Regions from separate parts of the Homo sapiens genome. Here region 1 is linked to region 2. The links are chromatin loops, found by intact Hi-C in ENCODE. Cell type or tissue: adrenal gland. All regions are shown on one strand. Links, peaks and the distances in the headings refer to the core of each region. The heading gives the core; the rest is flanking DNA.

The links. A loop is a pair of places that touch in the nucleus more often than their neighbours do. Peaks named below come from ENCODE experiments on the same cell type or tissue, not always from the same donor. Only the 100,000 strongest peaks of a DNase experiment are listed, where the experiment ranks them.
Region 1: a loop joins it to region 2, with 1.8 times the contacts of the local background. A loop is called at or near these places in 3 of 110 quality-filtered maps.

Annotation. Positions count from the first base shown.
Region 1 is chr6:143,817,545-143,830,181 of GRCh38, reverse strand. PHACTR2 (phosphatase and actin regulator 2) reads right to left here. Exons shown (of 13, transcript NM_001100164.2): 13 at 1-6,508. The coding sequence ends at 6,493. Among named protein-coding and RNA genes, the nearest start is that of LTV1, 19 kb to the left of the region's middle. In adrenal gland, for the core only: no CTCF peak of the experiment used is centred there; no DNase peak of the experiment used is centred there; H3K27ac peaks cover 1,085 bases.
Region 2 is chr6:143,767,178-143,779,814 of GRCh38, reverse strand. PHACTR2 (phosphatase and actin regulator 2) reads right to left here. Exons shown (of 13, transcript NM_001100164.2): 7 at 7,358-7,557; 8 at 5,600-5,756; 9 at 2,432-2,487. Among named protein-coding and RNA genes, the nearest start is that of LTV1, 70 kb to the left of the region's middle. In adrenal gland, for the core only: no CTCF peak of the experiment used is centred there; no DNase peak of the experiment used is centred there; H3K27ac peaks cover 2,871 bases.

The DNA of each region.
Region 1 (12,637 bases), core at 2,079-10,078, 50 kb before region 2:
TTTTAAAAAAAAGAAAAAGAAATATTAGTCCCTATATTTTAAGGGATGAAAGTGGTTTGACCCTTGAATCATTCTGATTATTTCTGAAGGCGAGTTAGCCCTGCAGTGGCAACTTCTCATTGTGGAGGCTCTCTAAACAACATAATGACATAGTCAAACTATAACAAAAGTATCCAGTAAGGGAAAAGCCCCTCCTCCCCCGAGTTGGCAAGTGGCACAAATATTACTGGCATTTTCATATACCATAAAATTGACCTGAGGGTAGAGTGGCATTCTGCCTTATTTGCTCCTTACAATTTATTCTTAAAAAAAAAATACTGCTATTTAAAAAGATAAGAATTCTTAAGCACCATCTAAAAGCTTACAATATAACCACCTTTATTGACTCTGCGTTACTCGGCCCCAAAAACAATTTAGAAACTTTAATGTTTTAAAAAATTATAGTGGCTAAGTTAATTCCATTTTGCTAGCCACAGTTCATCCAAGTAATGTCAAGACATATTTGCCATTCAGTTTTGGTGATAAAAAGCGACAAAGAGAATATGTTTCTGTATTGTTAGTACAGTTTAATAATGTTTCACCTAAGTAAAACTCATCTTGTTTTGTGTGTGACCATCACTGAAGTATGAACAACAGGCATGCAACCCACAGTTAATCCACATTTTCATCATGATGCAGCATTCACAAATCTTATTAGAAAAGTTGAATCGCATGACTACATTTATACAGGGGAAATTCAAGCATTTGTGTGTGAATTAAATGCTTCGTTAATAGGATAAGCAGGTGATTCATTTGGAACTTATGGGATGCAGCATAACCAGGTGAAATCTAATGGTGATTTATTTCCAAAGACCACCAGGTTTGTTCAAGTGCATTGCTAGTCTGTGTTTGTGTTTAACCCATGCAACAATCCTCATGACAGTAACAAGGATTATGACCAATAATGTGGTTCTAAAGAAAAGTTGTAAGGCAAAAAAAAAAAAAAAAAAAAAAGCTTTCTTCATGTATGATCTCTCCTTTAAGTATATATAGGGACTTTAAGTATATATATATAGGGACTAGGCCAAGTCCCCATGCCCACTGAATGGCCAAGGCTGCCCAGTAACCTCCTCCCTGAAGAACAGCTGCACTGAGAGAAAGGCTCGAAAAATGAAGGGAGAAAAACCATTCAGGGCCCAAAGAAATGCAAGGCAGCAGAGACAATGTTTGAGGATAGGCACTTTTTCTCCCTGTGTCCTCAAAATGCAGTAGACAGTGGCATTCAGGGGAGGTGATACCAACCTCCCAGGGAGGGCATTTGAACCTGGGGGAATGCTTTTTATTCTTGGTGTTTACAATGACTGAGAATGCTACTGACATTTAGTCAGCAGGGGCCTGGGATATTAAACATCTGGCAATGCATGGGATGATTCTGTACAGCAAAGACCTATCCAGCTCCAAATGCCAAGAGTACCCCCACTGAGAAACACAGACCAACAGTGCTTTGCTCATATGTGCAGCTGTGCTAGCAATGTGACAAGCTAAATGACATTTTTTGTGTGTGCAGTAAATCCTAGCATGGCTAAAAAATGACCCATCCTTATAGGGTTGGCTTTAGGTGGGAATAGCTGCCACAGGATCCTCCATTTCTTTGCCAGAAATTTTACAACATATACAATAGGATTTTTAAATTTGGGATGATACTGTCTTCAAAAAAGCATTGGTGGGTAAGGTTCCAGCTGCTTTCTAGAAATGCTAATGGTGCTTTGCATTTCCATACATAGCTTAAGCTTAATGATTACAAAAGGGAAATTGGAAGTGAAAATGGGAATGATTTGAGGGTACTCTACCTCTCTCCCCACCACCTCTTGGTCACTGCCTGCCTTTACAGTAGAGCCCAGTGCTACTTCTTTGAAACCTGGGTTTGAACTAACTGGGCATGTACTTTCTCTAGAAAGATGTTCCTATTAATTTGGTGATTACTCTGTCATTGCTTTTCCCTGGAGGACATATTTTATTTTATTTTATTCATTATTACTATTATTATTATTTTGAGATGGAGTCTTGCTCTGTCTCCCAGGCTGGAGTGGAGTGGCACGATCTGGGCCCACTGCAACCTCCACCTCCCGGGTTTAAGCGATTTCCCTGCCTCAGCCTCCCAAGTAGCTGGGATTACAGGCACAAGCCACCATGCCCAGATACTTTTTTTTTTTTGTATTTTCAGTAGAGACAGGGTTTCACCATGTTGGCCAGGCTGGTCTCGAACTCCTGACCTCAACTGATCCACCCACCTTGGCCTCCCAAAGTGCTGGTATTACAGGTGTAAGCCACCGCACCCAGCCAATATAGGACATATTTTAGTTATATAAGTTCATTCTGCTTTGTCCAGTAAAGCAATGTAATCTATCCTACCAGTAAGTAGAGACTACCTACACAGTAGTGAAAGATCTAGCCATTTCAAGAGGTCAAGGGACAATTCTGTAAATAAATTGCATCTAAGTAGTTCCTTACTACTCACAACATGCTCTAATAGTGTGAAGAAATTAATTCTTATCCCAAAGAATATACTTTTCCTAGTAATGATAGGCTTCATATAATTGGAATTTAAGAATGCTTTAACAATTCTACCATACTCAGGGGTAAATGACATGAATTCATATATATTGTACTAGTTTAATTTCATACCACCTACTCTGAGGAAGATTTCTTGCTCTGTTTGAAATTTGCAGCAAGGGGCACTTAAAAATAATAACAGACTGAAGAAATTTTTGGGCAGGAAAGGAAGAAAGTTTTCATTATTAAGTGTGGACATACTCCTCTGTGGTAGACAAGACTACCCTTTTCTATTGTGAATACAGTAAGATTTTTGAAAGTTGTGTCTGTCTGATTCTATGAAGCATAAATAAAATGCCTGTTATGTGTTAATATGGTACATATCAGAATATGCAATGTTAATGCAAATTTTTCCTCTTTTAAGTGTAAGCTACTGTATATATAATATACATATATATATATATATATATATATATATATATATATATATATATTTTCTTTTTTAATGCCAACGCAGCCCTGAATTAATTGCAGGCTGTAAAACTGGACCTTTTTTGACTCAGGTTTTAAGGACTCATCTCTTATTTTCAGTATTTGGTGACTTTTGAAGGGTGTATTGAATTCCTTTATTTCCTTAAATATATTTTCCCTTCAATTTCAGAACTTCCTACTAACAGAATATATTTACTAACATTAGAGAAAGATAAAGGACTACTCTCATTATGCTACTAAACAATATGAAGATGAAACCAGAAAGTCAGTTTTTCTGGGTAAAGCAAACAGATGTGTTTGCTTTTTCTCCATGTAAAATAGCTGTTCAAATGCCAAAATGGTTCTCTATTACAGATTTCAGTTAAGTAATTTAAGGAATTATAGCTAACATGTGAAAGTGCAAGACACTTCACATAACACAGGAAATTATCAGGCAAGCTGCCTTAAATGAATGCTGACTACCAGAGAACTATTTTGTCAGACTGATTGGTAATGACCATGAAGATTCTGATCAAGCTTGCTGAGCATCTTCTTAATACCCTAATATTAATGTTTTATTCTCCAATAAAAAAACTAAAATGGTCACTTTGGTTTCTACATCTGTCTAGTTCTTTCCTGCCTGGGATCTTCCTGGAGATGGGTTTGTTTTCTTCCTTAATCATATCTTGGGAACTCAGGAAAACCCACTTACTTCCTCGATGTCAGCCTAATGTCAAACTTTAAATAGCCAAAAACCTGGAATTGTGTTACAACAAAAGAAATCCAATTCCCACACACTTTTATTTTTCCTATACAGCATATGCTTACTGGTTGGATTGCTGAAACGCTGGTGGTGGACAGAGGTGCCTATGCACGGAGGGTGGGCCAGACCTCTGCATCCCTTTAGGGCCCCCAGGTAGGAGACCTCTGGCTGGGTGGCCGGTGGGGATATGTCTCATCTCTGCTCTACTAAAATAGAACCATATTCTGCAAAATACAGCTTAGCTCATAATCCTTTAATTCTTTCCACAGCTTTTTACTCAAGCCATCATTCTAATAAAATAATTGGTGATTCCGATTACCTAAACAGTAGACTAGCAGTGGCTAATTTTTTTTTTTTTTTACTTTTAAACTTGTCTCTAACTTAGAAAATTTTTTCTAAATGTATCGATTAGTGTAAAGAAAAAGTATGAGTAGTTAATAAATCTGACCTATTATACAAGAAATGCAATTTTGAAATACCAGATTTTCATTTTTTGTACTAAGTGTATCTCATTGTAGGCAATAAAAAATTGCATCACAGGCATCAAAAGTGGGAAAAAATTGTTCCTTTTATCAACCAAATAGAAACTTTCAATAACATACTTTGAGTGATAAAATGGTGATGTCTTACATTTACCATTATAGAGAGGTCTTGTGGTTAGAAATTTAAAAAGTGTTTAAAGATGATTAAGCATAGACAATTAAAAGAAACATTATATCTCTTGGTATTTTTCTCAAGACACTAAAATAATAAAATAAAAATATAATTAAGGAAAAGCATGACTTTGGGAAAAAAAAAATCACAAGTTAATTTTTATGGCTGGATTGAAACACTGTAAAATAGACAAAACCTCAGCCAGAGACAGACACCTGGGCATGCAGAAAAATTTTTTCAAAGCAAAAAATTTGTCTTATCCTATTAGTGAAATGACAACAGACTCTAGGTGTGTTTTATTAATGCACAGAGTCTAACAAGAGGTGCAGTAATGCTGGTTACTTTTCCTAATTCTAACATGGTCCTGGCTTTTTATAGTAGGCCAACTGGCATTAACATTTTTTATTTTTAAATAAAATGATCCGATTTCAAGTGGTTCTTTAAAATACCAATGAATGGCAGGATCTACATTTATTCACCGGGTTAAATGCTTACTTTTCGGTTGAAATAGAAAATGACAGTCTTGAACCAGAAACATCTTAGAAAATTGTAGTCCAAACTCTGAGAATAAAATAAACTCTATTTGGGTCTTGTTTTGTTATTCATTTCATGTGTTTTTAATTAAAGGGGCACAAAGCACTTGTGAAGAACAATGAAATGCAAGGTGGTATTTACATATGGTCATATGTATTTGGGAGCAGAAGTCATAGTGTGCCTGTGACTCCATGGAAAATAGCAACACAATAATAGAGAGTTTCTTAATGTAAACAATACAGACTGTAGGCTCATAGGGAAAACTTCCACTACTTTAACCTCACTGATTCTTTTGCATTGACAGTAAATACTGTACTGTATCTATGGATGCCATCTGCAGATTCTTAAAATACAAGATGAGGATTTCCTCACACACAACTTAGTGGGAACTTTCCATGTTCTGTTAAGCCTTTGGGTGTTTTTTTGATCTGTGTCCTTTTTTTTTTTTTAAATAGCAGCAATCCAACTTTAAAAAAATGCAGCACTAAAAAAATAACTAGTCCTTATTCCCATGCAGGACTAACTGCAGGCAGCACATTTGTATCTTGCTTAAGTTTTGACTTTGGATTCAAGTTTTTATTACAGGTGTCATGATTGCCAATACTGTCTTCTCTAGGTGAAGTATGGTTGCTTTGACTTTGGATCTAATCAAGATAGGGAAAGATCAAAAGATTTATTTCTGAAGCTTGCTACAGTTTTCTAGGGTCACATTACATCTGACTTTATTCCCAGTCCTCTTATCCTGTGAAGGCTGGTACACTAGGAAAGGGATATTTAAAAATGTCAAGTGTGCATAGCTAATGCTACTTAAAAGCATGCAACAAAATTTGGGTAAGCATGCTTGTTAAGAGTCAGTAGAAGCTCTTGCATTTAAGAAAAAGATGCATGAAAACATTCAGACTTATTTCTGGCAACTGGATTCACTGGCACAACATAAAATAATGGTACTATACTGTACCAACATAATGGTGAAACAAGAGTATTCTCCGATCAAGTCTTTGAGGAATCCACATCAGGAGGTTAAATTCCTAAATCCCTTAATAAGTTCTCAGCTACCGAATAACTACTTCAAAAATACATTTATGCTTCAATTTTCTCTTTTCTTCATTAACATAATGAAATATTTCTCTTTCTTTCTGATTTCCAACTCCCACCCCTTTTCAGTGCCCAGCAATTTTAATCTATATTTTTCTTTCACCCGCATTATAAAATTTGGCTTTCTGGTAACAGGGAGCCAGTGATTGTCTTCTGCTCATCTTCTTTGATTAAAGCTTCTGATGAAGAATATCCACGGTGTCTCTTACCATCGCTGTGCATTCTGGGCAGCAAGAGTCACTGCATCCTTCCTTTTGCTTGTTGGAGCCATCTGGGCCACACAGGTGAGGAGCACTTCCCAGCCAAGCTGAGTCACACACTTCCTTCACCACAAGTTAAACGGAAACACACACATTCAAATCCCAGTGCAATATCAGGTTTTCAGGAAGCAGGGCTTCCCCCAAAGATGATCAGTCTCTGTTTCCAAATAGTCTCACTCTTCGTTATGGACGATGAAACCTGGAGTAAGAAATAGAAACTATAAGCCTGTGGCCTAGGAGCACATTCTGCATGCAGTGAGCTGAATAAGGCGTGGTCATGTTTACAATGAAAAGGTACCCCAGATATCCCCCAACTGAATTACTGTTTACAAATTTCTGTCATAACAAAATACTGTTACAAATATTATTAAGGAAAGCATATATAAACGCTTTCCTTATATATATGTTTACATATAAGCATATAAGGAAACCTTATATAAAAGATGCTGGTTATAGTATTCAAGTTACACAGCAACCAAGACAGAAAACATCACTATTCTTGAGCATCGTGCTCTAACCTTTATCAAGCAGAGGGAGATGTTTCACAAAGGGATTTTGGTACACCTCGTCTGTATTATAAAAGCACAGTAACAAATAGACACTTTTTCATTAGCTTCAGCCTCTCATCATCTCCTGCTGACGACTCCAAATCTACTTTCTACACTTGAATTTCCAAAAGCCCACAGGGCGCTTCCCCCCAGATGTTCCACAGGTATATACTAAGCATGTCCACAACTATACAAAGCTTTCCTTGTTAACCTGCCTTTGCACTTTGTCTTATTTAATATTCTATCTTTAAAAATATTTTTGGTCTAGAAACCTCAGATTAGCAATTCATTTCTCTCCCTCATCCAGCATTTCCTATTAGTCACCAAGTCCTGCCTCAACTGCCTGTCTTGGAATCATTAAAGTTCCATCTTTTGCTGGCACTACTTTTACGGTATGCTTGTTAGCCAGCCAGCTGGCTTCCTTTCCCTCCTTGTGAGTTCCTGAACATTCCTTGCATTTTTGTAGCCCGGTGCTTTTGAACATGCTGTTCACTAATACTGCAATTCCTTCCCTTCATTTCCTATCTATGTTTTCATTTTCAAGATCAAGGTCAAAAGTTATCTTCTCCATAAAGCCTTAAGTGATCAAGCTCTTCAGCCTACTTCTGCAATTCCACATTTATGCAACTCTGCCTAGCATTTCACTCTGTCTTCTACAGTCGAATGCTCATCTGCTCTGGTCAGCCAGTCTCCTAATTGGTTTCCCTGTCCCAGGCTCTCTCCATCAAATCTATGCTCCTCACTGTTGCTCACACTATCCTTAAAAATACTGGTTCCATCATTTCAGTTCTTGGGGTTTTTAAAATCTTTTTTTATTTTTAATTAGATATGGGGGTCTCGCTATGTTACCTAGGCTGGTCTTGAACTCCTGGTCTCAAGCGATTTGCCCACCTTTGCCTTCCACAGTGCTGTGATTACAGGTACGAGCCACTGCGCCCAACCCAGTTCTTTCTCAAAAGGATCGTATTGTTCCCCATTACCTACAAAATAAAATTTAAGCTGGGCATGGTAGCATACACCTGTAATCCCAGCTGCTTGGGAGGTTGAGGTGGGAGGACAGCCTTGAGTCCAGGAGTTCAAGACAAGTCTGGGCACATAGTAAGACCCTGTCCCTTAACAAAATTAAAATAAGAAAGCCAACAAAATAAAATTTAAAGTTCCTGGAGTAGCAAGTAAGGCTTTTCAGAAAGTGGCCCAACTCATGGTTCTAGCTATATCTCTATCACTGCTTCCAAATACTCTCCATTTCAATCACTTGCCCCAAAAAGGCTTTTGCGCTAATGCCCTTTCCTCTACCTACTTTTTGCAGGGTGGGTTGGGGGGAGCTCCAGAGGGGGACAGGGTTTCACTCCTATTGCCCAGGCTGGAGTGCAGTGGTGCGATCTCAGCTCACTGCAGCTTCAACCTCCTGGGCTCAGGTGATTCTCCCACCTCAGCATCCAAGTAGCTGAAACTACAAGCATGCACCACCATGCCCAGCTAATATTTGTATTTTTAGTAGAAATGGGGTTTTGCTATGTTGCTCAGGCTGTTCTCAAACTCCTGCACTCAAGCAATCTGTCCTCGGCCTCCCAGCGTGCTGCGATTACAGGTTTGATCCACCACACCTGGCCTACTCTTTCTTCTACCTTTATCTCTCTTACCATCTGCGCTTTATGCAGTCTCACTCTGTGAGTTCTCCAAACTCTTTTCTCCACTGCTCAGGGAAGCACTAATTGCTCTCTTTCCTGTGTTCCCATAACCTTTGGCTTATGCCAGTTATTGCTTACATTATATAATCTTTGGATACATGTGCCTTTGCTATTGGATCATGAGAAGCTGAGGAAGGAAACTTTCTTATCCATTTTTACATACTCATTGAATACAATCTCCGGCACGTGATAGTACTTACTAAACGTCACTGTGTTGAATACAAGCATTACAAAATGAAAAACTAAAAAATAAGAGCAGGTGAAATGAGATGGGCCACGAATTGATAACTGAGGAGCTGCTAGTTGGATACGAGGGACTTATATTACTTCTGTGTTTGACAAAAGTCAAAAGAAAAATAAGATATACCAAGCTTTACAAAACTGGTAGGCAATTTATTACTAAAGCAGGAATGTGTCCACTTTGAGTTCTGTTCTTAGTCTATCCCTGACTGTAACCTTGGGCAGATGTGAGGACCGCCATGCCTGCATTTGATACACAGAGGCAACATCACTCTTTCACTTTTTCGAGGGCCAGGTCAAGGGCCCTGCTGCCTCGTGCAGCCTCAGGACATTGTTCCCTGCATCCCAGCCACTTTGGCTCCAGCCTTGGCGCAAAGGGCCCCAGATACAGCTCAGGCTTCTGCTTCAGAGGGTGCAAGCTGAAAGCCTTGACAGCTTCTACATGATGTTAAGCCTGCAGATGCACAGAATGCAAAAGTGATGGAAGCTTCAGACACTCCACCTAGATTTCAGGGGATACATGGAAAAGCCTGGGTGTCCAGGCAGAAGCCTACTGGAAGGGCACAGCCCCCACAGAGAACCTCTACTAGGGCAGTGTGGAAGGGAAATGAGGAGTTGGGGATTCCACAAAGGGTCTCTGCTGGGGCATTGCCTAGTGGAACTGTGAAAAGGAAGTCACTGTCCTCCAGACCCCAGAATGGTAGATCCACTGGCAGCTTGCACCCTGTGCCTGGAAAAGCCACAGACATTCAACGCCAGCCTGTGAGATCAGCCTGGGGGCTGCACCTTGCAAATCCACAGGGGTAGAGCTGCCCACTTACACCAGAGTACCCAGGACATGGGACATGGAGTCAGAGGAGATTATTTTGGAGCTTTATGATTTAACAACTGCCTTGTTGGGTTTTGAACTTGCATGGGGCCTGTAGCCACCTTCTTTTGTCTGATTTCTCCCTTTGGGAACGGGAATGTTTACCCAGTATAGATCTCCACCATATCTTGGAAATAACTTACTTGTTTTTTATTTTACAGGATCATAGGTGGAAAGGATTTGCCTTTTTTCAGATGAGATTTTGAACTTTTGAGTTAATGCTGGAATGAATTAAGACTTTGGGGGACTTTTGGGAAAGCATTTTGAAATGTGAGAAGGACATGAGATTTGGGAGCAGCCAGGGTCAAAATGATACAGTTTGGATATTTGTCCCTGCCAAATCTCATGTTGGAATATAATCCCCAATGCTGGAGGTGGGGCTGGGAGGTGTTTGGGTCCTGGGGGTGGATCCCTATGGCTTGGTACTGTCTTTGTGATGGTGAGTGACTTCTCACGAGGTCTGGTTTAAAAGTGTGGGGCACTTCTCCTCCACTCTTTCTCCCATTCTTGCCATGTGATGTGCCTGCTCCCCCTTCGCTTTCTGCCGTGATTGGAGGCTTTCTGAGGCCTCCCCAGAAGCAGATGCTGCTATGCTTCCTGTACAGCCTGCAGAACTGTGAGCCAATTAAACCTGTTTTCTTATAAATTACCTAGTCTCAGGTATTTCTTTATAGCAGTCAAGAATGGCCTAATACAGTCTGTGAGGGTGTTTTCAGGGACTGGCTTGTGAGTCTGAGTGGACTAGGTAGGGAAGATCTTCCCTCAGTGTCGGTGGCCACAGCCAATCTGCCAGAGAGCCAGAGAGGACAAAAACAGAGAAAAGGAGACTATGTCAATCTATCTACTGGAGCTGGGATACATGCTCTTCCTCTCTTGTCCTTGAACAACAACTCCAGGCTCCCCACCCTTTGTACTCCAGAACTTACACCAGTACTCCCCACTGCCTCGAGCTCTCAGGCCTCCAGCCTTGGACTGAGCCAGGCTACCAGCATCTCAGGGTCTCCAGGTTGCCGACAGCCTGTTCTGGGACTTCTCAGCATCCATTATCATGTGAGCCAATTGCCCTAATAAATCCCCTCTCATATATCTATATACATATATCTTATTGGTTTTGTTTCTCTGGAGAACTCAGACAGATACAGACCCCTTTCTTGGCCATCGGATCTATACCCACCCCTGTCCTATTACCTTTTCTTCACAGTCCTTAGCACTATCTGAAATGCTCATGTGTATTTATTGTTGACTTGGTAATAGTTTGCTTCTCTACTGGAACATAACCACCTGAGGACCTTATGAGACAGGTCCTAAACTCTCAGGGTCCAGAACACAATCTGGCTCACTAGGGATGTGCTCAATAACTATTTGTTGAATGCATAAGTCACTGAACACATATACACAGGGGTATCTAGGAAGTTATTTGTTAGCTCTATAAATAATTCTATATGACTGAGGAGTCCAATCAGAAGCCCCTAAACTTAATTACAAGTAAATGTATACTAATATACAATAACCCACCTGACAGGACATTCCAAAATGTTTTCTAGGAAGAGTCAACCACAACCTGAAGCAAAATATGGAAGTTCTATAAAAATATTTCAAAGAGTAACTGAAAACCTCTTAAATCAAATATTTTATATACAATGTGAAAGGCAAATTGATATGGTTTGGCTGTGTTCCCTCCGAAACCTCACCTTGAATTGTAATCTCATAATCCCCACATGTTGTGGGAGGGACCTGGTGGGAGGTAATTGAATCAGGCGAGTGGTTTCCCCCATGCTGTTCTCGTGACAGTGAGTACTCACGAGATCTGATTGGGCTTCTCCCTGCACTCGGCACTCATTCTCTCTCCTGCTGCCCTGTGAAGAGGTGCCTTCTGCCAGGATTGCAGGTTTCCTGAGACCTCCCCAGCCACATGGAACTGTGAGTCAATTAAATCTCTTTCCTTTATAAATTACCCAGTCTCGGGTATGTCCTTATAACAGCATGAGAATGGACTAATACACAGATAATAATAACAATCCTAATATAATACTTACCAGAGCTTACAAGTCCAAGTGCTATGCATCTATTTCCTCATTTAATCCCCAAAACAATCTTACGATGAAAGTACTCCTATATCATCTTTGTACAGATGTGGAAACTGAGGCATGGGGATGCTAACTCATTTGCCCAAGGCAGAGAGAGACAGCTGGTAAGTGGACGCGCTATGCTCCAGACTGTCTTCCTAACCTACATTTCAGTATGAGATCAAAACATGTCTTCATCTGTACTTCTATTTGAAGGGGTGATTTTCTGGTGTTCTCTGGGTAGCATGGAATAGAAAAGGTGATCATCTGAATTTCTACCTCTGTCCATTTTAATCAAATTTTATTTAAATTTTTTATTGATTATTTTATTATATTTTTAATTGACACATAATTGTTCATATTTATGGGGTACAGAGTGATATTTTGATGGCATAAAATGTGTAATGATCAAACTAGCAAATCAATCATCCTACACATTTATCATTTCTTTGTGTCAGGAACATTCAAAATTCTCTCTTCTAGCTTTTTGAACATATGCAATAAATTATTAACTATAGTCCCCCTACAGTGCTATAGAACACTAGAACTTATTCCACCCATCTAGCTGTATCTGTTAACCAACTGCACCCTATCTCCTTTCCCCTACCCTCTTTATCTTCTAATAACCACTAGTCTACTCTCTACTTCAATGAGATCAACTTTTTAGCTTCTATGTGTAAGTGAGAATGTGTGGTGTTTATCTTTCTGTGCCTGCCTTATTTCACATAACATAATATCCTCCAGGTTCATCCATGCTGGTGTAAATGACAGAATTTCATTCTTTCTTGTGGCTGAGTAGTATTCCATTGTGTATGTATACCACAATTTCATTATCCATTCAAGTTCTGATCAATTTTGACCAGAGAAAAATCCTGTTCCACCCTCTCAGGTCACACTTTGATTGCTACAGTCTAT
Region 2 (12,637 bases), core at 1,589-9,588:
AATTGACACTAAGAAATATAATTTGTCCTGTGGTCACCAATGAAAACTAATGACATTTATTGGCATCTGACTCATGTTTATTGAACTAGTGATGGGCTCTAAAAATTGTTGAATGTTTTATTCTGTGAATTAGTTTTCTAGTTTGCCAGAAAAGATGCCCTAGTTAGGGCCGGGCACGGTGGCTTACACCCGTAATCCCAGCACTTTGGGAGGCCAAGGTGGGCGAATCACGAAGTCAGGAGTTCGAGACCAGCCTGGCCAACATAGCAAAACTCCACCTCTACTAAAAATACAAAAATTAGCCAGGCATGGTGATGCGCACCTGTAGTCCCAGCTACTCGGGACGACTGAGGCAGGAAAATCACTTGAACCCAGGAGGCGGGGTTGCAGTGAGCCGAGATAGTGCCACTGCCCTCCAGCCTGGGCAACAGAGCAAGGCTCCGTCTCAGAAAAAAAAAAAAAAAAAGATGACCTAGTTAAAGTAAACGTCCTTAAAAACCACACTGTATCACATACTTTTCTACTGTTCTTGAACAAAAGCTGGAGATGAAACATACAAACAAACGAACAAGAGCAATCTATGTGGAAGAACCAAGACACAAACGGGCTGAGTAGAGTGTTTGTAAGTTAGGCCATTCAGTTTCCTGTGACTGCTCAGGGAAAGATGACCTCTCCCAGTTTTCTTCTGCCTCCCTTGGCTGTACAATAGTGGGTCAGGAAATCATAAGCCAGTTATCAGCCTCTCTAGGCTGGAAATATGCCTCTGTTTCCAGAAATAAATATGCTTAGGTGAACTTAGAAGGAAGGAAAAAAAGGGCTGGAGTCAAATCTGAAGTGTCTCACTCTTTCCCAAACCTCCAGGAAAATGGGATATAAAGGCCAATGCAGCACTTAAGATCAACACGCGGTAAGTTTCTAGATCTATGAAACAGTTCCTCAGATAACCAAACTCCATTGTGGTTTGGCACTATTTATCTCACAGGATCAAGAAAGAATTACCCAAAATGTGCTCTTCCCTTTTTCTTCTAGGTATTGGATCAGGCATCCAGTAAGACATAATCTCTGTGTTTTTTAGGAGCGTAGGGTCTGCATTTGAGCATGCTTAAAACTTAATTCAACAAGCATTTCCCAGGAACCTATCATGAAAAGCAATGAACCTTTTTGGTTTGTTTTGTGTCAAAATGAGATGCTGCTTCTACTCTTCCTCAGCAAAGCAAAAACACAAAATTTTCCTTCTTTTCTAGCCGTGAATTTTTCCTCCTCCAAATTGGCTCTTCTATACATTAGTAGCCACTTAAGTCCTTCCTGGAGCTGTATTCTAGTTATGTCAAAAAAAAAAAAGCCAGAAAAAAGCATTCCAAAGAAAGTGATCCCATAGACTGGGTGGATGGTAGTTCCTCTCACTGGATGGTAGTTCATTTTCATTGTTGAATTGATTTCGTACTAACAACTGTAATACAATATGCTACTAAAATCTTTCTTCCCTAAAGGAAAGAAAGTATCTTAGATTGGAGAAGAGGGGTCTTCTAGCAGGCCAAGATAACTCGAAAAGCCTGGCTGACAAGGATTTCCCCCACACCATGGGTCACTACCATTGCAGTACTAGCCGGAGTTTTACCCATCCCTGTTCTTTGATATTTCATACAATAAAAAGATCTTTTGAAACTGGGTTAACAATATATAAAACTACAGCTAGGCTCAATTTAAAAATATCCGTTTCTTAACTCACTGCAGTGCCTGTCCACACTGACACACAATAGCATGACAAACTGTATTTCTATTAGCTTTATAGCTTTAACATACTAACTCCAATAAATACTACTGCAGGGATGAGTAAAAACTAAAGTCAAAGAGAACAGAGGGAAAAACAGAATGGGAAAATAAAGTAGGAAAATGAATGGAGAACGTTTTAGTGCTGAGAAATTATAAACAACTCAAGAAGGAAGCCGAGTTATCATAACATAGGAAAATGCAATGGATTGAAAATTTTGTTTTGAATTGAGCCATTTGTTAAACTAGCAACAAACTGTATTGTTAATAATAATATAGGAATGTTTGATTTGTTTCCTTGTGGATTCTTTTGGCCTTTTCTTTGACATTTATTTGCGAGAAGACTAGAGCATTCTTTTTCTATTTAATATTTGGGTGAAAGAATACATGGAATATATTTCATCTTTCTTAAACACAATTGTCATGACCATGACTCTGCTCTAGGGGCGGGTATAAGGCTCAAAGCCATAAAATCAAATATCAAATTCAAGAAATTAAAAAAATATATAAACAATTACATATAAATGTGACATAAATGGACTATTTCAGTCCATCTTGAGTAAATGAATATATGATGGTTTCTTACTGATAAATCGATCATCTGTAGAGGCAGCTTGTTAGCGATTACACAAGGAATCATTCTATAGTATAGAATACTCACGTTTTAGGATGTTTCTTTGCTCTAATTCTTCAGTTGTGGGCCTCTGGCTCAGCCTCCTATGATGACAAAAAGGATATATTACAGGTTAAAAACAAGGTACCCTAGTAGGAGACTCAGAATAAAACAACAAAGCTCTATTTTTCATGTTTTGAGAAATAAAAATCCATTTTTAAAGCTGCAAAATAAAAGTCTCCTTCCCATTAGTTTGGAGACTACAGATCATGGCTGAGGCTGCTCACCGACCCCCATTACACAGTCTCCTTTCCTTTTAGCAACAGAGCGGCCTGGATGTTAGCTAGGTACCTGACTACAGACTTCTGCCTCCCTAGAAGCCAGGTATCGTGCTGTGACTGAGTTTCTGCAATGGGATGTGAGCAGAATGATGTTTGTTACTTCCCCTTCTCATCCTTAAAATGCCTGGGTGCATGCTCCCTTCTTTCTCTTTCCTTTTTCCACAGGCTAGAACTTCAGCATGATGGTGTGAGCCAGCTTTGATCATGCAGCTGAGACCATCTAGGGGATGGGAGAGCAGCAAGACAGAAGGAATGGGGCTGCCAGGCAGACTTCAAGGAGCCATGCTCCCACCATACTGGATCGCTCACCTACCTGGGGAGTGTCATGTGACAGTAATATTAAGATTACCTGGCCAGGCACAGCATCCTATTTTAGACCCTAATGAGCTATATATTAATTAGACTATAAGCTAAGCTGTAGCAGAGACCAAAAACTGCAGTGGTTCAAACCAGGTATGTGTGGGCCTACAGATCATGGCTGAGGCTGCTCACTGACCCCCATTACACAGTCTCCTTTCCTTCTAGCAACAGATCGGCCTGGATGTTAGCTAGGTACCTGACTACGGACTTCTGCCTGTGAATAGTTAAGTATTTAAAATGCGGTTGTTGCTATGCCGTGAACGCAATCTCCCTTTTTCATTGTATTTTCTTCTATGTAACAATGTTATATAAACATAATGTTGATTTTTATAGGTTAATCTTACATCAAGCAAACCTGCTGAAATCATTATATATAGCAATTTTGGGTCAGTTTTTAGAGCTTTCTAGGTATACAACCATGTATAATAACAGTATATCTTTCCTACAATTTATACCTTTTCTTCACCACAAATAATTGTGACCAGACTTTTAGCACAGTAAGGTTAAGGAATTTTTCTTTGCTTCTGTTTTTAAAGGAAATGACTTTAGGGTTTCTCCCTATAGTAAGATATTTAGTATATATTTTTTAAATTTATTTTTACATTTTTTTTGAGATGGAGTCTCACTCTGTTGCCCAGGCTGGTGTGCAGTGGTACAATCTCGGCTCACTGCAACCTCTGCCTCCAAAATTACTGCCTCAGCCTCCTGAGTAGCTGGGATTACAGGTGCCAGTCATCATAGCTGGCTAATATTTGTATTTTTAGTAGAAACGGTATTTCGCCATGTTGGCCAGGCCGGTCTTGAACTCCTGACCTCAGGTGATCTGCCTGCCTTGGCCTCCCAAAGTGCTGGGATTACAACTCCTCGTTTGTTTAGGATTTTAACAAAAACTTACAAAATTTTCTTTACTGCTACTTTGACATTTATTGAGGTGGGTATAGGATACTTCACACTTTTTTACTCCTTACTATGATAACACTATTATTATTTTATGCAAATATTATTCAATGATTTACATTCTTCTTCATAGTAAAACATAAACAAGAGTAATAAAACAATCAGAAAACCTAGAAGCATATACTCTCTTACATAGAGTAGAAAGTACAAAACAGGAGACAGTATACAAAAGAAAATTGGGCAGAGAGCCCAGGAGCGAAATTCTAATTCTGGTTCTGCTACTCAGTAACTGCATGTCTGTCCTTGAGACATTTCCTTAATCTCTCTGGGCCTCAGAGAGGCCCCTTGTTTTTCCTTGGTAAGATGGCAAGTTTAGAACTGTAGGTTTTTCCAGCTCGATACCATTAATCACGTTAGTCCCTCTTGCTTCTGCTGGCTTTTTCCCGAAGCCAGAAATGGTCACAGGTTAGGGCTGAATTAAGAAGACGAGAGCGAGAGAGACCACTGGTAAACATTCCCAAATTTCTTCCAGAGTCGCAAGAGGGTTTACAGAACAGAGAGACCCTCTAAGCCTCCCCCGAGGTTCCCTGGTAGGCTGTGCTTTTCCTTCAGATAGATGCCACAGCTGCTGTCTCTGACACCTTTCTGCACAACTCAGCTGTAAGGAGGTGCCTTAGGGGTTACTCTTCCTCTGGAGAAATGGTCAGCAGCCTCCATGCCAATCCTGCCTCCAGTTATACCACTTCCAAGCAAGGACAGCAATTTTCCCCCCACCTCCAAATCCTGCTCTGGGATTCTAGACAGTTCCTTTCTCCCAGTTATGCACCCTGTTGTGTATGCAGAGTAAGACAAGTCAGCAGAACAACTAATTCTTACATGTGCTTAAACTGATCATCAAAAATAAGACCTCTGGCATGAATGCTCACTTCTATTAAAACTGCCAGTTAAAGGGACTTGTAAAGTCACCAGTGGCAAAAGCAAAAATCCTATACAATGGTTGGAGGCAGGAAGAGATGTCAGATGATCCATTTACTTGAAGTTGGAAGAGGGATGTTCAGATATGAGGGTTAAGGCTACCTGACTTGGATGGAGGCAGACCATTGAAGGCAAATAATATTTCTGCAGTCTCACAGTCCACAGGGCAGAACCTCATGGCATTCCCAGGAATGCTAGTGAGTCCATAAATTAGGCCAGGATTGTTGAGCAAACTGTGATCTGCAGGCCAAATCCAGCTTTATGAATAAATAAAGTTTTATTGGAACATGGCCACACTCATTTGTTTATCTATTATTTATGGCTGCTTTTATGCTACAGCAGCGCAGTTGAGTAGCTGCAACAGAGACTGTCTGGCCAGCAAAGCCTGAAATGTTTGCCAACTGGTCTTTAAAAAAAAGTTTTTGACTCCTGGAATAGGCTTTGGTGACCTCAAAGCCACTGGCTAGCTGGGCCAAAGGACAGGTTCTTCGAGTGTTTCATCATGCAAGACCAACTTTAAAAGACCCAGTAGGCCAGATGTATCTGTACATAAGGAATTCACAATGACCCCAGTTAGGTAGGAAGCTTTGGGAGGGAGAAAAATACAAATTAGTCAGTACTGTCCTAAAATGTTAGCAATTACCTGACTAACTTGGTTCCAATTTGTTGTCGGATTTCCTGCCTCTCTTCTTCAGATGTACGCTGCAAGATGTTTTTGTCCTCTAGTTCTTTCTTAGATGGTCTGTTGCCAAGTTTGATAGCAAGAGTATCCCTCCGGCGTATTTTACTTGCCAAAGCACCTGAGGATTGAAAAAGAGCAGAAATGCAGAGAGAGAGGCTTTTAGCCAGTGGCACTCAGGTTACACATGGCATGGACTTTAAATAGAGCCCAGACCAAATTCTTTCTCCTCATGCAGGAGGAGAATCTTAATTAACCTAAGGAAAAAAAGACTTTGAGTTGGATGCAGTTCATTTTGAGAGGACTGAAGCGCTATTTCTTTTTAATGTTCTGAAAAATATTGGGACACCATGAAAAAACTTAGAAGTATCACTTCATCGTTTGGAAAGTGATAGCTGCAGTTTATTTTGCTGAGAGGGTGGATCATAGAAATGAATGATTGCACAATTCTGTTTCTTTTTCAAGTTTAAAAAACTTAGTTCTTTTGCTTTTATTCTGTACAGTTAATCCTTGTCTCCTCCTTTCCTCTACTCAGACGCCATCCTGGCAGAGTCTACCAATGTTTAACCCTTAATTACCCCAGAATCCTGAAAATTTCAACAAATGATAAGTAACACCACATGGATGATAATGGTTTTTTTTTTTTTTTGCTCCATGCAAATTAAAAGGGATTTGAAAAAGTGCCATTTAATCACTAATATAGTAATAACTTGCCATAATCTACAAATTCAGTCCACAGTGAATCCCTCCCATGTTATCCAGCACAAAGTTAAAAAAAAATAAAAGCACTTTCCATATCTCTAAGTTATATTAGGTTGATGCAAAAGTAATTGTGGTTTTTGCCATTATTTTTAATACATAAATGATATTATTATTTCCTAGAAGGCCTACTATCTTACTTATTGTGGAAGTATGATTTTTTTTAATGCTAGCAAGGTATTTAGCATTCTTTTTATTATTATTTTTTGAGATGGAGTCTCGCTCTGTCTCCCAGGCTGGAGTGCAGTGGCGCGATCTCAGCTCAGTGCAACTTCTGCCTCCTGGGTTCAAGCGATTCTCCTGCCTCAGCCTCCCGAGCAGCTGGAATTACAGGCGTGCGCTAGCATGCCCATCTGGATTTTGTATTTTTAGTAAAGATAGGGCTTCGCCATGTTGGCTAGGCTAGTCTCGAACTCCTGACCTCAAGGGATTCACCCACGTTAGCCTCCCAAAATTAGACATGAGCCACCGTGCCCAGCCTCTTAATGCTAATGAGGTATTTGGCATTCTTGACTCATTCCTCCTTCCCCTTTCTATAAACCCCAGTACAAAAGCGAGTGAAAATTTCAAACACCTCCAATGAGTAAGCCTATGAATCTGCACTGACTTTCTTTCTTCAACAACAGGCCCAGAGTGGAAGGGCTCTCTTTGGTCATAGTGAGAAAGGTCTCTGTTATTAGAAAGCTTTGATTCTCAGCACAAATACTAATATGCACATCTAGCACATCTAGCTCATCTAGCTCATCGACAAAGGCCAGATCCAGCCATGTGACATCATCTTCTGGAAAGGCCTCCCATCAAAAGCTAAACTTTAGGATATACACATTTCTAATTTGAGAAAGGAGGATGAGGGGAAAGAAAACATCAGATGTCTGGTTCCTAATGAGGCTTTTATTCTTTATAAACTGCAGCTGCTTCTGCTTATCACCCACGCTCCTCCCTGCCTCTTGAAAACAGTCTTACTTTCTCCACTGCCATCCTCATCTTCGTCTTCGTCCTCATCATCGGTGTACAAGATAGGCCCGTCCGAGTCAGAGTCATTGGCTTGGTATTCCCTGTGGCCTTCATCTTCTGAGGCACTAAAGGATTCTGAAGATTCGCCCATCAGCCCAGGAGTCAGTAGCTGAGGCACTGTCTTCCCCAGCTCCTCTTTGGTTGTGAAACTGTTAAAGGCAGAAAAGCATGGGAGTGATGTGAAGCTCAGAGCAACCCTTGGCGGCACTGACACTAAGAAAAAGAGCTCTAGTTTCATGGGCTTCCTTCAGGCTGAGGAAAGCAGACACTTGACATAGGCCAGGCTAAAGTCACTGAAATGAAACCTTAATTCTCAAGGTTTTACATTTTTCATCTGTAAAATGCAAACGCTTGGTATCTGATACATTTAGCAAACAAATAGGGTAAAACTACATTTTGCAAATTATTTTTTCCTTCAAGTGTCAGCTACAGCCTCAGCTCCTTCAGGAAGCTTTCATGGACCTTCAGTTTAATTCCTTGCCCCCACGTCTGTCCCATGGGGACCTGAAGACGATCCCGCTAGAGTGCTTAGCATACTACATCTTGACCACCCATTGCTTCTCTGCCTTCTCAATCCCACAAGTTCCTGGAAAAGTGAGACTCATTGTTTTGCATCACAGCACCCAGAAGGTAATGACGTAGAAAAGTACATCTTCTTTCATTAATATATGGCTGGGTTCGGTGGCTCACACCTGTAACTCCAGCACTTTGGAAGGCTGAAGTGGGAGAATCACTTGAGCCTAGGAGTTCAAGACCAGCCTGGGCAACATAGGGGACCTTGTCTCCACTAAAAATACAAAATATTAGCCAGCAGTGGTGGCCGGCACCTGTAGTCCCAACTACTCGGGAGGCTGAGGCAGGAGAATCGCTTGAACCCGGGAGGTGGAGGTTGCAGTGAGCCAAGATCGCGCCATTGCACTCCAGCCTGGGCAACAAGAGCAAAACTCCGTCTCAAAAATAAATAAATTAAATAAATACATAAATAAAATAAAATAAAATAAAATAATAAAAAATTAGCTGGGCATGGTGGCGCTTGCCTGTAGTCCCAGCTTGAGCCTGGGAAGGATTGCTTGAGCCTGGGAAATCGAGACTGCAGTGAGCCATGCTAGCACCACTGTACTCCAGCCTGGGTAACAGAGTGAGACCCTGTCTCAAAAAAATAAAAAAAAGCATATATATATATATATATATATATATATATATATATATATACACACATATATATATATATACATATATATATATATACATATATATATATACATATATATATATGTAAAGTACATATATGAATTAATCCTGCTTTTATCCCAATATGTAAATAGTAAAAACTCATTTATCCTATGTGTGTTTTCATTTTTAAAACTGCCTCTTGTAACATAACAGACAATGTGCAAGTTAAATACACTTTTTAGAAAAAAGGTAATATGACTCTAGCCTGGGTGACAGAGCGAGACTCCATCTCAAAAAAAAAAAAAAAAGAAAGAAAGAAAGAAAAAAGGTGATATGCAAGGAAGCAATAATTTTCTATTATTTAGCCTAGTAAAAGTCTATGATTTAAAGAGTTACTATTAATGTACAAAGATTGCCAATTTTCAAAGACTAGACTAAAAAATACATAGTAATTTACATAAAAACATCACATCAAAAATAATGTAATCTTCATTTTAAGACACAAAGATCCCCCAAATTGCTTTCTGGTAAAAAGTTCTTCCAGCAATAAACACAGATAAACTTTATCAGAATATGAGGTATTTAAAACCCTACTTCATAGTTATAAACCTGAGTGATCACTGTCAAAATTTTGTTTCTCACTTATCAGAAAAACCCAACAGACTATATTCTTGTTCTCAAACAGGGAAATAGGAAATCTCATTTTTATTGTGTAAAATATACATAACATAAAATTTGCCATTTTAACCAGTTTTAAGTGTACAGTTCACTGGCATTAGACACATTCACATTACCGTGTAACTACCACCACCAACCATCTTCAGAACTTTTTCGTCTTCCCAAATTGAAACTCTACCCATTAAACAACTCCCCATAACCATTATCTCCCAGCCATTGGCAACTACCATTCTACTTTTTGTCTCTATAATTTGACTATTCTAAGCACCTTCTCTAAGAGAAATTATACAATGTTTGTCTTTTTGTATGTAACATACTTCACTTAGCATAATGTCTTCAAGGTTCCTTCATTCATGTCGTAGCATGTGTGAGAATCTGCTTCCTTTTTAAGGCTGAATGATATTCCACTCTATGTATATAACACATTTTGTTTATCCATTCACCAATCAATACACATCTGTATGTTTTCACCTTTTGGCTATTGTGAATAATACTGCTTTGAGCACTGGTGTACAAATTCAAGTGCCTGCTTTCAATTATTTTGGCTATATACATGGAAGTAGAATTGCTGGATCACATGGTAATTCTATGTTTAATTTTTTGAAGAACCACCATACTGTTTTCCACAGTGTGAAATCTCATCTTAAATAAGAGAAGATCTATTTTTATAGGAAAAATTTTCCACAGTCTGGGTTTTTAGTTGATTGCCACTGGAAGCCATTCTTGTTTGAATTGGCTGCCATTATGGGTGATCACAGAATGTTTAAAATACATGCCAATTAATAATATGTTCTGAATAACAGAACAAATTTGAGAGATGAGTCCTTTATTTGTTGGTGTCATTGTTCACTAATTAATTATCATATTGATTATTATTCTAATCTTACTATTTGTATTTTGTTTCATGGTTTTCAAAGAGTCCAGCATACATCTACAATTTACAAGTATTCTATTGTATAAGGAGGGCAGATAACTTATAGTTCATGGAATCAAAGAAGACCATGAGTGAGTTGCCTAACCAAGGTAGCAAGTCTTGTCTAGAATCCAGACTGAAGACTCGGTCTACCTATTAAATTTTACATTTATTATACTATTATATTTTACACTTAATGAGTTATGTTATAAATTATATCTGATGTTAAATATATTCCAAATTTGTATTAATCAACTCATGACTTACCCCTCATTTTTCCCCCTCGGGTTCCTGGGCACACTGGACAATATAGTGCATTCTATACATGTTTGTGAAAATGAACTGTACAAAGTAGCCTTTTGGATATGGCCTCCAAATGGGCTTATTAGTTTTCACCTTATATTGTATCACACATATGTGTTACTGATGAAGCTGCCCATGAATGGAAGCCTACCAAATAATTAGTACCCTGCCATATGGGAAGAGAGGTAGGTATTTTTATACATAGCCACTTGTCTTCTTGAAAGTTTTGATATTTGTATTCCAAACAGAAGTCTCTTCATAAAATGACAAGATTTTCACACATTAGTTGATGAAACATAACTCAGAAGGAAAGTTCTAAGTAAAGAAAGTGACTAAGAGCCAGATATTCTAATCCAAATATCCACTTGAAAAAGGCAGAAGGAATTTGGAAGGAAATTTGAGAGACTACTTACTCCAGGTTCATTAATTCAAGAGCAAACACAAACCATCCCTGTAGGATGAACTGAAATTTAAATTTTGAAGAATATACAGAGAAGAAAATCCCTATGGCCTCTTCTAGGAAAGCATTATAACTACCTTGATGGACAGGAATATCTATTATAAATAGCCTCAATGGCTAATGATGTACTAAGCTCACTCCCTCTGATTATAGTCCCAGTAGGAATGAAGAACAGATGCTTACCTCTTTGGTCTGACAGTTCTTCATATACTTGAGATGAAGACTGATATTAAGCCCTTAGTATGTTGTGTGTTGTTTAGCACAATAAAATGAACTCCTTAAATATTTGTGGAAATGAACGGGATAGAGTCAGGCCACCTTTGGATATGAGCTCTCTGAGTGTTTAAGACTATATCAGGAAACACTTTACATGTTGCACCTTATTCTTTAGTATATTGAACAATAATCCCGTATACCCAATCTAGTTCCCAAAATTCAGATGTTACCTTAAACATTATACTTCCTGGGCACATCAGACAATATTTTGGTAAAAGCTAGTCTTAACTATATTGCCTTGCTCACTTTTGTATCCTTGGTGCTTAGTACATTGCCCAGCACAGAAAAGGCAATCAAAAAATATATGCTGTAAGAATGAATGTTCAGTTCTAATGGTTGGAAGTGATGGCAATGTTGGAAAATACTCACTATAGTTAAATGAAGACATTTGCTGTGTGCTGGAAGTATTAAGAATGCTCCTAGGGTTTGAATGTGTCCCTCAGAATTCATGGGTTAAAATTTAATCCTAGCTGGGTATGGTGGCTCACGCCTGTAGTCCCAGCACTTTGGAAGGCTGAGGCAGGCGGATCACAAGGTCAAGAGTTCAAGACCAGCTTGGCCTATATGGTGAAACCCCATCTCTACTAAAAATACAAAAATTAGCCAGGCGTGGTGGCAGGCACCCGTAGTTCCAGTTACTGGGGAGGCTGAGGCAGGAGAATTGCTTGAACCTGGGAGGCAGAGGTTGAGGTGAGCCGAGATCATGCCACTGTACTCCAGCCTGGGTGACAGTGCAAGATTCTGTCTCAAAAAACAAAACAAAACAAAACAAAAACCTTCATCCTCAGTGTGAAAGTGTTGAGAGGTAGGGCCTAGTGGGAGGTGTTTAAGTCATGAAGGCTCTGCCCTCGTGAATAGATTAATGCCATTTTCAAAAGGGCTCACAGGGGTAGGTTCACTCTGTTGTGCTCTCTGCCCTTCCACCTTCCACCATGTGATGACATGGAAAGAAGATCCTTGCCAAATGCTGCTGCCTTGATCTTGGACTTCTCAGCCCCTAGGACTGTAAGCCAATATTCTAATCATTATAAATTACCCAGTCTCAGGTACTCTATTACAGCAGCACAAAATGTCCTAAGAAAGACACCATAACCGTTCATTTCAATAAATCTTCTTTTCCCATATCTTTTATTAAAATGTCAAACAAAGAAAATAAATTAATTTGTAATTTGACATTTATTTTTTCTTGGCTGTCCTTCAAATATTGGTGCTCAAAATGACTTAAAAAAACCCAAAGAAACTAACAGAAGAGAAATGGCAGTAGAAGTAGAAGCCACTGCTTTGGAAAACATGAAATTATTCATTCAGAGCATGGAATTGGGTATGCATTCTGGCTTCACCACCACCAACTGGGCAGTCTGGTGCAAACTATTTTAGCTCTCTCAGTGCCAGTTTTCTTATCTATAAAACAGGGATACTTTTGGGA